Linked DNA regions of Homo sapiens: all the other regions are linked to region 3. Evidence: chromatin contacts called from ENCODE Hi-C data. All regions are on one chromosome and are shown on one strand. Each heading gives the region's core, a stretch centred on a gene start or an enhancer-like site at or near the end of the contact. The rest is flanking DNA. Distances are from core to core; before and after follow the strand shown. Region 1 holds the start of ATR (ATR checkpoint kinase). Region 2 holds the start of GK5 (glycerol kinase 5). Region 3 holds the start of CHST2 (carbohydrate sulfotransferase 2).

The links. A loop is a pair of places that touch in the nucleus more often than their neighbours do. Pooled maps may share reads with other maps.
Region 1: a loop to region 3 is called in a map of B cell, with 7 times the contacts of the local background. The contact joins the promoter of ATR here to the promoter of CHST2 in region 3. A Hi-C loop is called at or near these places in 3 of 168 maps with a recorded cell type or tissue (B cell, CD8-positive, alpha-beta T cell and naive thymus-derived CD4-positive, alpha-beta T cell) and 10 of 50 pooled maps.
Region 2: a loop to region 3 is called in a map of CD8-positive, alpha-beta T cell, with 7 times the contacts of the local background. The contact joins the promoter of GK5 here to the promoter of CHST2 in region 3. A Hi-C loop is called at or near these places in 2 of 168 maps with a recorded cell type or tissue (CD8-positive, alpha-beta T cell and naive thymus-derived CD4-positive, alpha-beta T cell) and 5 of 50 pooled maps.

The regions. Positions count from the first base shown.
Region 1 is chr3:142,577,400-142,580,099 of GRCh38, forward strand. ATR (ATR checkpoint kinase) reads right to left here and starts at 1,334. Exons shown (of 47, transcript NM_001184.4): 1 at 1,247-1,334. The coding sequence starts at 1,305. RefSeq lists enhancers at 1,125-1,284, 1,585-1,684.
Region 2 is chr3:142,224,192-142,226,891 of GRCh38, forward strand. It overlaps GK5 (glycerol kinase 5), which reads right to left and starts at 1,394. Exons shown (of 16, transcript NM_001039547.3): 1 at 1,118-1,394. The coding sequence starts at 1,264. RefSeq lists silencers at 928-1,147, 1,338-1,577.
Region 3 is chr3:143,118,297-143,121,020 of GRCh38, forward strand. CHST2 (carbohydrate sulfotransferase 2) reads left to right here and starts at 1,475. Exons shown (of 2, transcript NM_004267.5): 1 at 1,475-2,245; 2 at 2,348-2,724. The coding sequence starts at 2,521. RefSeq lists enhancers at 531-1,032, 708-837, 1,033-1,532, 1,818-1,867, 2,191-2,724 and silencers at 1,298-1,587, 2,078-2,127, 2,158-2,207, 2,258-2,337, 2,398-2,597 and 1 more.

The sequences.
Region 1 (2,700 bases), core at 84-2,583, 540 kb before region 3:
TTGTAAACCAACTTCCTACAATGATCACTTTTCTTCCTCTTCTTTTAGAGAGGTAGAGGTTATTTTATAAACTAAACACAAAGTATACTTGCCACAGATAAGTGGAAAAAATTCACACACTCAAAAATAGTGATGCAGTTACGACAAGAATGGTCCCTTCATTTATCCTTTTATTCATATATTGAGACTAGATTATTTGGATGGCCAACCAGTGGAAATGAACACAACTGCGCTGCAAAAAGAAAGAGAAGTAGCTATCCCATTGGCTTAATGTCAGCTTTGACTTTGTGTGGAAAGTTTTCAAACAGTTTAAGAAATTGGGAAGCAGTTATTCCAAATGATAATTTAACTGCGGTAGCAGCACAAGCTTATTTATTTCTTGTTCGCAGTAGTGTAGAATTAAAACAAACAAAGCAAAACAAGCTCTACCGAGTCTTTAGGCCTGGTTCAGGGAAGCCTGCCTGTGTATTGAAGAGGTGTGAGAGCCATCAACACCTCTCCCTCCTTGTGGTAAGATACTGGTTTTCATGAGGTTTACAGACAACATGCATTTGCAAATGAAATATTAAATTGTCTCCAAATTTTGGCAACACTCTGTGCACGCTGAGATTTTGTGGACCCAGGGGTCTATCTCTCCAATTTCTGACTAAAATAACGGATCGGGAACTGGACGATCAATACGAGGGAGGTCACATCTTCAGTATGTACTATGACTTCACTTCAAAGAAAAAAACTGCCTTTTCCAGCAAGTGATGTCACTTGCAGAAAATGAGAAGCGGTGATTTTCTTTCAAGGGCAGTTTGGGGACAAAATGTAAGGCTAAAAACCAATTCCTCCACGAGTGATCACAAAGAACAGAAACTGATGGGTCAAGTCCCTCGTCTAAGGAAAAAGATTTTCGAGAAGAAAATGAGTGTAGAAAAGTGACCAGAAAGCGATCAGCAGGGACTCTTCCTCCAGCTGCAGGAAGCAAACTCTCGATCGGGGTGAGTGGTAAACCAGGGCCGGCAGACGCCTCTCTCCCCCACGGACCGGCTTCCCGCAGGTTTGTGGCGACTGCCCCATGTGCTATCAACGGGCACTCTGAGGGAGAAGCGCCCAAATCAGCCACGGAGCATCTCCACAAGGGCCGCAGCGGGGGCTTAGGGGATCCCAGCCATAGCGCAGCAGGGGAGGGGAGAGCACGTGAAACCCAAGCCGGAATCAGCGGAGGAGGATGCAGGACCCAGGCTGGGCCTAGCCCTACCTGCCCAGCTCCCGCAGGGCGGGGATCATGGAAGCCAGCTCCAGGCCATGTTCCCCCATGCTGAGGCTGCGAGGCACTAGTCAACCACGCCAACGCGGGTTCCCGGCGTCTCCAAAGCTACCGCTGCCGGAAGAGCGCGGCGCCCGACGGAGCCGTGTGGAGGCCAAAACTCCTCCCGGAAGCCGCTACTGGCCCCGCTTGCCAGGCCCAGCGTCTTTTCTGCATAGGACCCGGGGGAAGCCGGGAAGCCGTTAGGGGGCGGGGCAAGCGGGCGGGCGTGCGTCGGTCAAGTTTCCCGGGTCGCGTCAGGCTTCTTTCTCAGCACCGAGCGAGCGACGTTCGTGAAGCTTTCGTTTTGAGCGGCCAGACTCTGCTGTTCTCAAGCCTGGGAGGCACAGAGAAGCAAGACTTCCGCATCGGGGGAGGATAGGGCTTGAGGGCCGCCAGCCCAGACTCGCTTCACAAATGTGAGAACTATGACAGTCCAGCGAGTAAAGGCCAAGAGTAAACTCCAGGTTTCCCCAGAGTAACGCTCTCACATTTTAAAAGTTCCTCACGTTCCCACCGCTCTTGTCCCTCTTTCTGAGAGATACAGGCCAAAAGGTGGGCTCTCCCTGTTTTTTTCCTTTTAAGCATTTTTTTTCAACTTGAAGTCACTGTTAGGTTTCGTTGAGGACCCTACCAACTTTTAATATTTGAAAATGGGGTTGGAATATATTTGTGTCTCATCAAATCAGCAACAGTACTGTGTGTGGAAATGCCACCATTACGGGCATCCGCAACCTGTGATTTAATTTTTAAAGTAAATCAATGGATTTTGGCAATACACATTTTCTAGCTCAACTCAATTTATTGGAAAGATGACCACCATAAGAGATTGTTGACATGTCAAAGTTATGTAGTTAATCACTCAAAGTCATGCAGTATGTTTACATTTGTTCTTTGGTACATGAGGATAGTTAACCGATACAGTATCTTAAAGAAAAAAGTGATGGAATGACAGCCAAATATGCTCTTGCCTCAAGAACTTTGCATTTGCTGTACTCTCTGCCTTGAACACCACTCTGTCATTGCCCTTTTTCCTTCAGGTGTTTGCCAAATTAACACCAAAGAGCCTCATATAGACTAACATATATACACATTCTGTCTCACCCTCTTTTTTTTGTTAGATACATTGTCTTACTCTGTTGTTCAGGTTCTAGTGCAATGAATGTTGCAATCATAGCTCACTGCAGCCTCAATCTCCCAGGCTCAAGCGATCCTCTCACCTCAGCCTGGGCTCAATTGATCCTCCTGCCTCAGCCTCCTGAGTAGCTGGGACTACAGACATGCCACCACGCCTGGCTAATTATTTTTTGTAGAGACAAGGTCTTGCTATGTTGCCCAGGCTGGTCTCAAACTCTTGGCCTCACACGCTCCTCCCACCTCAGCCTTCCAAAGTACTAGAATTAGAG
Region 2 (2,700 bases), core at 144-2,643, 890 kb before region 3:
CCCAGGAATTTCCAGACCAGCCTGGGCAACATGGCAAAATCCCATCTCTATTAAAAAATACAAACAAATTTAGCCAGGCATGGTGGCCCCTTGCCTGTAGTCCCAGCTACTTGGGGGGCTGAGGTGGAAGGATCACTTGAGCCCAGGAGGTCAAAGCTGCAGTGAGCCGAGATCACAGCACTGCACTCCAGCCTGGGTGACAAAGTGAGACCCTGTCTCAAAAGAAAAAAAGGAACAACAATAAGAACACCATAACAAATAAATATTATTTTTGGTGCATTGACAATTGTGTATAAATCAACACTTCATTAATATGAGAACAGAAGGATATCAATTTGTTGGTTGCTGACCAATATTATCAACAATTCAAGGCTTTACTAACAACCAACCAATGATTTGGCAGGTCTCTCAAACGAGGGGAAATAAAGAATTTTATGAATTCTCAAAGATGGAAAATAGAAAACTGATGACCACACAGCCTTCAAAACTTGCCCAATACCTCTAATATCCACGGCAATCAGTTGCTCACGTAAGGAACCAGCATTTTGTGGAGTAGTAGTTAATAAAGATGACAAGTGAAGAATAGAGAATAAACTTAAATTCTACAAAGATATGAAAAGTTATTGAGGCACAAGTCCAAAGGCTATAATAAAGAAAAAAGAAAAAAAGTTTTGAAAAATTAAAATGTAAATAAAGATGTGGTGGGAGATCTATCAGGGAAGTGCAGGAAGAACCAAGCAACTCACAAACCACCCTCTGGCTGGATGTGCACAGCCTGCCCAGTCCCGTCCGGCGAGTCACCTCAGTCCCATCCAGGTAAGGCCGGACAGGTGGCTCCCCAGGTGGCAAGAGGCAAGCGAGCGGCCCAGGTCATACACCGGGCCCCTGGCACCCTCAGCCTGGACAGGAAGGGCGCGCGGGATTCAGCCCAGACGAGGGAGGGAACGCGAAGACTCAGCCGGTCTGGGCGCGCCGTTCTGGCCCCAGGGCCCGCGGGTGCTGCAGGTGGCCGCGTCCAGGGCGGTAGGTGGGGCCTGCCCGCTCGCCTCCCGAGGCCGGACCCCGGGACTCAGCGAAACCCAGTCAGACCCGCGCCCCACGCCCGCCCCCAAGTCACCTTCTGCACGCTGGAGCCGCAGACCCGCGCCGCCCGGTCATAGACGTGGCAGCGGATCACAGAACTGCCCACATCCAGCCCCAGCACGAAGCCGGGGTACCGCGGCTCCTGCGCTCTCTGCTCCGGGTCCGTGAGCAGCCCCGACATCCCGATCCCGCACGCCTCTCCGCTACAGCCGCCTACCCAGAGGGCGCGCTACAAATCCCAATGCTCCAGAGTCCCCGGGCGGCCCAACCCGGGCCCCAACCCGGCTCAGCCGGAGAGCCTAGAGAGGCCTGGCCCCTGCCGCCGGCTCCACCCCGACGCCGTGACGCCACGGGCGCGCGCCGGCGGCCGCGCGGGAGGGGTGGAGGTGAGCGGGTTTGCGCCGTGATCTGCAGCCCCAGATCGCCAGCCATGCTCAGCCTCCAGTCGCCGGCCGCGGTTGGATTGACTTGGCCCTTAACTCTTGTTTTTTTTCTTTTTGAGACGGAGTCTCACTCTGTCGCCCCGGCTGGAGTGCGGTGGCGCGATCTCGGCTCACTGCAACCTCCGCCTCCCGGGTTCAAGCGATTCTCTTGCCTCAGCCTCCCGAGTAGCTGGGATTACAGGCGCGCTCCACCACGCCCGGCTATTTTTGTATTTTTAGTAGAGAAGGGGTTTCACCATGTTGATCAGGCTGGTCTCGATCTCCTGATCTCGTGATCCGCTCGCCTCGGCTTCCCAAATTGCTGCGATTGCAGGCGTGAGCCACCGAGCCCGGCGGCCCTTAACTCTTAATTTTTTCTTTTGCTTCTCCAGCTTCCTGAGAGGCAGCGCCAGCGTTTCTCTTAACCCTAGCTACATTTGAAGAATCTCTGTTAAAGAAAAATAGCTACCCCATATGCTAATCGTAAGGAGAGAAGTATAGGCTAGTTTATATAAAAATCTCAAAAAGTTTGGAGGTGCCATAAGGCACATTTATTCATTTCTCAACTATGATTATGACTTGAGGGTTGGAGAAATTTTTATCTGAGTAACTTTGGCAGACTAACCTGTGTCTGCGTTCGTGCAGAATTTTTCAAGCTTAAAACATTTGTAGAGGTCACTACCATATATAGTTTCCATTTTTTTGCTAACATTTTGGGTGCGACTTTATTTCAGTATTATTAAATGCACAGCCATTGAATATGCTAGAGTTAAATGAAATAAAGTGCTGTTTTTCAAAAATGAAATAAAACAAGTGACATAAAAAATTCAAAATTTGGCCAAAAGTATTAATATTTATTAACAAACTGAGAGCTCCCCACGACTTCTCTTCCCAGAAAACCTGGTAAAGTTTGCACACAATACAAAGCGGTAAATATTTGCCAAATGAAATACAACGCAAGGAAGAAGACTTTTCTCAGCCCTCTAGTGGGAAAGAAAGGAGAAAGCTTAAGGTGGCTGCTTTGACCATCACACTCCACTCCAGCGGTTGCTTTTTTTTGGAATCTGAAAGCCTCACAGAGACCCTTTACCTTTTGTTGCTGCCCAAGGGGATGGGCTCATCCAGACACTTGGCCAAAAGGAACAAGGTGTCCTGTGGAAATTTCGAGATTCTTGCGGCTTAGGTTCCTGGGCCT
Region 3 (2,724 bases), core at 225-2,724:
TCCCCCTCCCCAGGAGAAAAAATAAGCTGAACTGTACTCGTGACATTATGGGTTTTTCTGGAAAACAAGGATAAATAAGTTTTTTGAACATTTTTCTCCCCTGAAACTAAATCCGTAAGAGAGTTAAAAACCCGTGGAAAGCGAGTTAAGTCACTTTTCAAGTCTTTGTACTCAGGGGATTCTGTAAGACTCATGGAAGAATAATGGCGCAAACAGCAATATTTTAATGTTAGAACGGTCCTCTGAAAAGTCTGCCCGAAACGCTACAAAGATAATTGTGCAGTAACTTCTAAAAACTCTACTGGGACAGGAGGCAACAAAACTCCGGATCAGCGAGAGCTCTGTTTATCCGAGGGTGCTGAGCCTCAGGCCCCACGGAGATTCCCTTTTCGGCACTTGGAGGCCTGAACTCAGGTCTAACCTTTCGTGTGCGCGCTCTGATACTCAACCACCGTTCAGTCTCCGGAGGCTGTTACAACTGTCCCCATTCTACAGATGAAGTTGAGGCTACAGCTTAGTGTTCTTGGGGAGGGAGGGAGTTGGGGGGAGAGAGAGACGCTTTTCCTCATAACCTTAAACAAAAGTACTTAAACCTAAAGCAACTGAAAAATGATTTTCTTTCAACAACGGTGTTTCCTTTGGGGTCAAGTTCTTTGATCTCATCTACAAAACCAAGAAGCGGGACAAGTATTTTTCTGCAAATTAGAACGGGGCGTTCCCCTCCCCCATCACCCCAATTCCAGAGGACGTCAATCACAGTGGACGCAGCACCGCGAGCGGAAATGCGGAGAGCATCGGGGCTCCGCATGTGGGGCACAATGAAACAAGAGCAGCCCCGGCCAGAGGTCCAGTAAAGCGGAAAGACGGTCCCGCCCGCACACCCCTCCGGAAAACTGAAGCGTCTCCTCTGACCCCCAAGGTCAGAAAGATTTATTACTTCCTTCGAGAGGGCGCAGCCACAGACCCACTAGAGAGGGCGGGCAGGGTGTCGGAAGCCAGAGAACGGCGCTCCGCGTCCTCCCACCGCTCCAGGGCGCAGAGGTGTCCTCAGTGCCCGGAGAGGTTGGCAGTGTCGGCCCCGAGGGAAGCGTGGAGCGGACGGCCGACAGGGGATTTCTGCCCAAACTTCATCACCAACTCTTTCTGAGAGCAAAAACATGGGGCCGAGTCCGGCAGCTGCACGCAGAATCCAACTCTCTGGCAGCTCTCGGCACCGACGAGCTCCAGATCCCGCGTTCGCATCCCGGCGCTTTGCGCGCAGAGCTAAGCCTTCGGACCCGTGGACTGCAGCCCCCGCGCGTCGCGGTAAAGCGGGTCGCGTCTCCAGCCCCCGAGGCGCAGCGACGGTGGGAGCCGGCTCGGCGTTGGGGGCGGGGGCGGGGCCGGCGAAGGGGGAGGGCTGCGCGGCGGAGGGGAGGAGCCGCGGCGACAGACGGCGGCGCGCACCAACCGGGCGCCGGCTGGCAGGAGCCGCGCAGAGGCTGGTCCGAGCGCGTTGCGGGCGCCCGGCGTAAGGGGAGTCGGGTAGCAGCATCCTCCTGGGCGCCGCTTTCGCGCGGCGGCGGCGGCTGCGGCGGGGTCTTTCTTTGCTTAAATACCTCGTTGGCCAGAAGCGCTGGTACCGGGGGCGGGTTGGGTCGGGTCGGGCAGTGCTGCACACCTGGGTTTCCTTGCCTAGAGCTGTGTGTTCGGGGTCCTTTGGTCCAGTCGGAGGCTGCGGAGCGGCGGGGGTTGCCTGCGCTGTCCGCCCGGGCATCCTCCCGGTGATGGAAGCAGCCGCCGCCGCCGCTGCGGGGTCGCGCTGTGCCCCATCCACCGCTGCCAGAGAGGTGGGAAAATTCGCCGCACGGAGGCCGAAAGCGAGAGGGGCTGCGCCGCTATGCCGGGAGCTGAGTCCCATATAAGCCGCCCCCAGCCATCGCCCCCAGCCGGCTTCGTTCCCCTGAGCGAGACAGGAAGCTGCGGTCCCGAGAAAGCGGAGGAGACGTCGCTGGAGCCGGGAGGCGCCGGGTTCGGCGGAGCGCGGAGCGGGGCTCTGGGCCGCGTGAAAGTTTTTCTTCCCGAGCCGCAGGGCGCCCGCTGCCCGGAAACTGCCCAGGGATAAGTCGGCCGACTCCCCAGACCCCTCGAAGGTGCGGGGACCCCCAGCGGAAGCGAGAGGGAGCGAAATCGAGGAACGAGTGACAGCCGGACAGTCCGCCGGGCGGTGATCCGGGGCCGCTCCCGGGCGCGCCCTCGGCTCCAGGTGAGCGGAGGAACCGGGCAGAACCGAGGGTGGGCGTTACTTAGGAGGAGGAGGCTGGGAGGGAGATTGGGGCGCATCCGCTCACTCCGCTTCCCCTCGCAGGTCCTACCCGGAGCCGCTGCCATGGGAGAGCCAGCCTTGGGCGCTGGGGACCAGCCGCCGCGCCCGCCTCGGAGTCGCGGCCCGAGTCCCGGCGCCAGCAGCCAGCCCGCTGCGTCCCCTTCCCGGGCTGCAGGGCTGCCTCCGCCGCGCCGCCGGCCCGGATTGTGCCTGTGATGAGCCGCAGCCCGCAGCGAGCTCTGCCCCCGGGCGCGCTCCCTCGGCTGCTCCAGGCTGCGCCTGCAGCCGCGCCGCGTGCCCTGCTCCCGCAGTGGCCCCGGCGCCCAGGACGCCGCTGGCCCGCGTCCCCTCTCGGAATGAAGGTGTTCCGTAGGAAGGCGCTGGTGTTGTGCGCGGGCTATGCACTGCTGCTGGTGCTC